Regions from separate parts of the Homo sapiens genome. Here region 2 is linked to region 1. A link is a loop called in an ENCODE intact Hi-C map of the cell type or tissue named here. Cell type or tissue: OCI-LY7. All regions are shown on one strand. Links, peaks and the distances in the headings refer to the core of each region. The heading gives the core; the rest is flanking DNA. Region 1 has its middle 12 kb from the start of ULBP3. Region 2 overlaps PPP1R14C (protein phosphatase 1 regulatory inhibitor subunit 14C).

Evidence for each region. A loop is a pair of places that touch in the nucleus more often than their neighbours do. Peaks named below come from ENCODE experiments on the same cell type or tissue, not always from the same donor. Only the 100,000 strongest peaks of a DNase experiment are listed, where the experiment ranks them.
Region 2: a loop joins it to region 1, with 6 times the contacts of the local background. A loop is called at or near these places in 4 of 110 quality-filtered maps.

Annotation. Positions count from the first base shown.
Region 1 is chr6:150,079,465-150,082,381 of GRCh38, forward strand. No RefSeq gene overlaps it. Among named protein-coding and RNA genes, the nearest start is that of ULBP3, 12 kb to the left of the region's middle. In OCI-LY7, for the core only: CTCF peaks have their summits at 1,361 (motif pointing right) and 1,567; a DNase peak (open chromatin) is centred at 1,377.
Region 2 is chr6:150,187,956-150,190,872 of GRCh38, forward strand. The region is part of intron 1 of PPP1R14C (protein phosphatase 1 regulatory inhibitor subunit 14C); the gene reads left to right. Among named protein-coding and RNA genes, the nearest start is that of PPP1R14C, 46 kb to the left of the region's middle. RefSeq lists a silencer at 1,796-2,001. In OCI-LY7, for the core only: CTCF peaks have their summits at 1,396 and 1,427; a DNase peak (open chromatin) is centred at 1,416.

The DNA of each region.
Region 1 (2,917 bases), core at 183-2,682:
CTTTACTCCGAGGGTCCAGTCCCACTCTTGGCAGACTCTGGACTCCAACATCTGTTTGCATAGCCCCATGAAGCCATCCAAAGCCCATGTGAGCCACTAGGATCAAAAGGCTGCTGACTCTTTACCACATCACTACTGCCACAGTTAGGAAGCCACCAAGACAAGGAAGGAATCCATCCATAATCAGAAACCTACCACCCTCAGAAGCCACATCCGCTGTTGCCTGCTCCAGACCCCACTGTGCCTGCGAAGATTTTCAGCTTCAAAGTGGATGCCACGTGCCCTGCTCTCAGCACCTCAGAGCCAGCGACCAGAGCCCAAGACCTCAGCTAATGCTGCCCAGAAACCTGAATATCTCCCCTGCTGGGCTTGGCAGCAAGAGCAGCAGATGCCTGGTCCCTGCTGCAATTCCCCCACATTAGAGTGACTGAATCTGCACCACATCCTGACTCTGGTTGTAAAGGAGTCTGGGAAATGTAGTTTTTAGCTTTCCTGTTTCTGTAGTATAGGAAGGCACAGCAGAAAGCAGGTGAATGGATTTATCCTTCCCCCATCTGCCCTCCAAGTACATACAATTATAATACCATTTGGTTTAAGTTTCAAAATATGCAAAATGATACCATATCTTGCTTACTGATATATCATACACGTGTAAATTCATGTACATCCATACACCTGTATCCATGTATCTACATATGTGCATATCCATATCTAAGTATACAATTGCCACAAAGACAGTAAGATCAGTAGTGGTTTCAAGCACCGGCCCTGCAGTCAGACTGCCTGCTTCAAAACCTGTGTTTGTGTGACATGGAGCATGCACGTTTCCTCAGTCTTGATTGCAAAGCTTATGCTTCTCTGTGTGTAAAATAGGCATCATGATAGTACCCACCTCAATATATTGCTGTGGGCCTCAAATAAGCCAATGCCTGTAATAGACTTAGCATGGTGCTTGGCTCGTGGTAATAAATACTCAGTGAATTGTAGCTCTTTCCATCATAGATAGCAGAAGGCCTAGGTGGTCAACCCAACTCACTGTATCAGCCTGACAAGCCACTTAACTCCTCCGGGTGTTCATTTCTTGTCTTTCAGATGAGGCAGTTGCCCTAAATGAGGTGAGTTCCTAAGCCAATGTCTCCAGGTCCTTAGGGGAGAGTGAGGTTATTTCCTTGGCATTTTATGGTGGGCATTGGAGAATCTGGCTTCCAGAGTTTTTATTGTTATTTTTTTCTTACAAACTCTTGTCGTTCTAACTTATCTCTAGATGCTACCTGAGAGAAACAGAAGATAAAACTACCACCAGGACGCACCAGCAGCATGACACAGGGCCAGTGACTTCGGCTGCTAAAATCAAGACGTACACCAGAGGGCGCTGCAGTTAAAGAGCGAGGCAGAGGTGAGCGGGCTGCCCGGGTCCAGTCTCCTAGGGTCTAGAAAAGCTATGAGCACAGGCCTTGGGGAGGCGGTAGGAGGACCTGAGGCTTCCATGAAAACCAAGGGCAAACATACTGTTTCATTCAGGCTTCGGCTACCTGGATGTGTGTTCCTCGGGAGAGTGGTTGTGTGTGGTTTTCGCACACCGATATGGATTGTTCTTATAAAGCTGAAAGGGCCACGTTCATAAAACAAAAATAAATAACAAAAATAAAAGCTTTTATCTTTTGCTGTGAATTCTTTTTTTTTTTTTTTTCTGAGACGGAGTCTCGCTCTGTCACCCAGGCTGGAGTGCAGTGGCGGGATCCCGGCTCACTGCAAGCTCCGCCTCCCGGGTTCACACCATTCTCCTGCCTCAGCCTCCCGAGTAGCTGGGACTACAGGTGTCCGCCACCGCACCGGCTAATTTTTTTGTATTTTTAGTAGAGGTGGGGTTTCACCGTGTTAGCCAGGATGGTCTCGATCTCCCGACCTCGTGATCCGCCTGCCTCGGCCTTCCAAATTACAGGCATGAGCCACCGCGCCGGGCCATGAATTCTTAAATAATGAAAAGTGCCTGCAGACTTCTCCTACTCGGTGAATGAGAAAATGTCCATGTTGGCACCCCGTCAAGAGGATAGGTTTTCACAGTACTTAGGGGAGACAACCTCCAGAAATAAAATAACCTTGTGGCAGTTTACTCACAGTGACTTCAGTCCTCAGGGAAAATATGGGCTCAACAAACTGTACACTAGGACTATAATAAATATTGGAGATGGATAATAATTAAAATATAATTTCAGTTAGTTGAAATATTATTCCATCAAACCATTTTTAACTCCAATACAGATATACTTTTTGAAAAAAAAAATGGAAATACAGGCAACTTCATAGAAAAAAGGCCCTCATAAATGTTAAATTTAAATTTTTTTTTTTTTTTTTTTTTAGACAGGGTCTCTCTCTGTCACCCAGGCAATCTCAGCTCACTGCAAACTCTGCCTCCTGGGCTCATGCAATCCTCTTGCCTCAGCCCCCAACCCCCAACCCCCACCCCCTCGCGGCAGTAGCTGAAATTACAGGCATGTACCACCACACCCAGCTAATTTTTGTATTTTTAGTAGAGATAGCATTTCACCATGTTGGCCAGGCTGGTCTTGAACTTCTGGCCTCAAGCGATTTGTTCACCTCGGCCTCCCTAGAAAACATTTAAATTATCTCTTGATAGCTGTTTGTGTGAGAGGTGTTTATACTGTCGTGTGCTGTTTTTTCTGTTAACATAATTTCAAGAAAACAAATGAAGATTTTTATGCAAATAACCTTTTATAATACAATAAACTGCCCTTATGGAGGTTCAGAAATGATGAAAGTTAGGCAAATGAAGCCTCATAGATAACAAAAGGGTTCCCACTAACTCCTGCCCTCCATCTTAACCTCGGCACTGCGTGTTCAGAAAATCAGAAGGCTGGAAACTCTTACCAGTTCTAACTCAGTGGATGGATGAGGG
Region 2 (2,917 bases), core at 165-2,664, 110 kb after region 1:
ATGTTACACCGAATAACCACATCACATTTAATCTGATCCTTTTCAATATTTTTTCACTCACACAGAAGACTCAACAATGTAAAAAAACTGAAGTAGAATATTATATTCTAACATAGTTTTAGTCACTGTTGGAGAAAGGTCTGTTTATTATCAGGGTTTCTTTATTTTATTGGGTGGTTGTTCTAATTTGTTGTTTTGTCAAAATTTAACCTTGTATTTATGTGCTTAAAACATTAAGGATCTCTAATTTAGAACAGATTAGTCTTCTGGATTAATTAGTCTTCTTCTAGATTTGCTGGTTTGATGGTGAAATAATGTATTTTCATGAATCTTCTTTTGGTAATAGCTTAATTAAATGATCAGACAAATGTTTATACAACACATTCTAAAATCATACATTTTGTTCAGAAGAGATTGAAGGTGAATTGGAATTTTAAAAAGACCCTTCTGTGCTCAGGGCATGCCTTCCTGATGGGCGGGTCCTGCGGAAGATTGATCGGTGTGGGAACAGAAGAACAGGAATTACCTTTTTTTTTTTTTTTTTTTTTTGAGACGGAGTCTCGCCCTATTGCCCAGGCTGGAGTGCAGTGAAGTAATCTCGGCTCACTGCAAGCTCTGCCTCCTGGGTTCATGCCATTCTCCTGCCTCAGCCTCCTGAGTAGCTGGGACTACAGGCGCCCACCACCACGCCCGGCTAATTTTTTGTGTTTTTAGTAGAGACAGGGTTTCACCATGTTAGCCAGGATGGTCTTGATCTCCTGACCTCATGATCCACCCGCCTAGGCCTCCCAAAGTGCTGAGATTATAGGTGTGAGCCACTGCGCCTGGCTAGGAATTACCTTCTTATGGGACATTTTTTCTTACAGGATTTTTTATTTTTTTATTTTTAATTTTTTAATTATTATTTATTTATTAATTTTTTAGACAGATTCTTGCTCTGTCACCCAGGCTGGAGTGCAATGGCATGATCTCGGCTCACTGCAACCTCTGCCTCCCAGGTTCAAGCAGTTCTCCTGCCTCAGCCTCCTGAGTAGCTGGGATCACAGGTGTGCGCCACCATGCCCGGCTAATTTTTGTATTTTTAGTAGAGACAGGATTTTGCCATTTTGGTCAGGCTGGTCTCAAACTCCTGACCTCAGGTGATCTGCCTGCTTCAGCATCTCAAAGTGCTGGGATTACAGGTGTGAGCCACCGCACCTGGCCCTTACAGGATGTTGTAATTAACCTTTGTTCACTCACTAAATTCCTCCTTCTTGTAAGTTCTTTTTTCTGGACAGCACTGAGATCAATCCGTGAGGGTCTGTGTACTCCCTTCTCCTCGAAAGCACCAGGTGAAGGGTGATGCATTTAAACTATTTGATAGCACTCTCCACCCCTCACACCCCATTTCTTAATCTATTTCTGTTGACACAGCGCCACCCCAGACAGGGATCATAATGCAATAGAGCAGATGTCAGTGTTCCTTCATGACTTGCTCTACATTCTAGTCCCATTTCTCAGGGCCACTGTTATTGGATTTGAGCGAGAGTCTAGCCTCTTGATTGGATAAGGAAGACACCTGGCTATCCTTGATTGCATTTGGAAAACATTCTGCTTTTTTTTTTTGTGGAAGATTGAGAAATACTCTAGTCTCATCTTCAATATAGTATCAAGTCATCTTTTATGTTGGAGGCTTTCTGTTGATGGCTAAACTCGTCATTTTGATATTGATTGCTTTTGCTTTTCTTTCGGTAGAGAACATTTCTGACTTTATATTCTAGGATTGCTCCCATTTGAAACCTTCGAAACCTTTCTTCAGACTGATACAGAATGCTTTATTATCAAGCACACCTCTGGATAAAACTGTGGATTCCTTGGCACCAACAGCCACAGTTTGGAATCTTGACCCTGAGTAGTTCTAACTGAATCCAGCAGCTTCTACTCACCTTTCTGTTCTTTTAAATGGGTCACATAAATCTGTCCCCCAACCCCCCAACACAGAACCCCTCCAGGCATCTACAGGAGGGTGAAAGCTGATGGTCACCCTTCAGCAAGGCTTTCTTAGGTGCGTAGCCTGCCCTTGATTCCAACTTGTAAGTTAAAGGTGAGAAAAGGATGATTTTGGTCAAATTCTCCCTTGATGCCTGACCCAGGGCAAACCATGTCACCTTTCTTATCCTTCTGCATGCTATATTTTGAGGTTCTGTCTCATGGCTTAAAATGCTGTCTATATACTGGTGAATCACAAATGTATATCTCTAGCCTGGACGCGTTTATGAAACTTTATTCTTATATCTCCAACTTCCTCTTCAATGTCTCCACCTGAACACTTAGTAAGAAGCTCAGCCTTAGTATGCCCAAAGCCCAGCCCCTGATCTTCAACCCCACTTTTCTCCACGGCACTTCCTCCCCACTTTATGCATGTTAGGAATGGCAACTTTATCCTAACAGTTGTTCAAGGCAGAAACCTTAAAGTCATCCTAGATCTCTGTATTTTGCCTTTTTTTTTTTTTGAGATGGAGTCTCTCTGTCACCAGGCTGAAGTGCAGTTGCATGATCTCAGCTCACTGTAACCTCCGCCTCCCAGGTTCAAGCGATTCTCCTGCCTCAGCCTCCCAAGTAGCTGGGACTACAGGCGCATGCCAGCACACCCAGCTAATTTTTGTATTTTTAGTAGAGACGGTGTTTCACAATGTTGGCCACGACGGTCTTGATTTCTTGAGCTCGTGATCCACTCTCCTCGGCCTCTTAAAGTGCTGGGATTACTGCGGTGAGCCACCACACCCAGCGTATTTTGCATTCTGTAGTCAATTTGTCAGCAAATCCCATTGGCTCTACCTTCAAAATAGACCCAGAGTCTGTCCTTCTCTACCTTGGTCCATACCACTAAGTTCTCTTGCTTGTATTACTTTTGCAGCCCCTACCTGCCCTCCCTTCT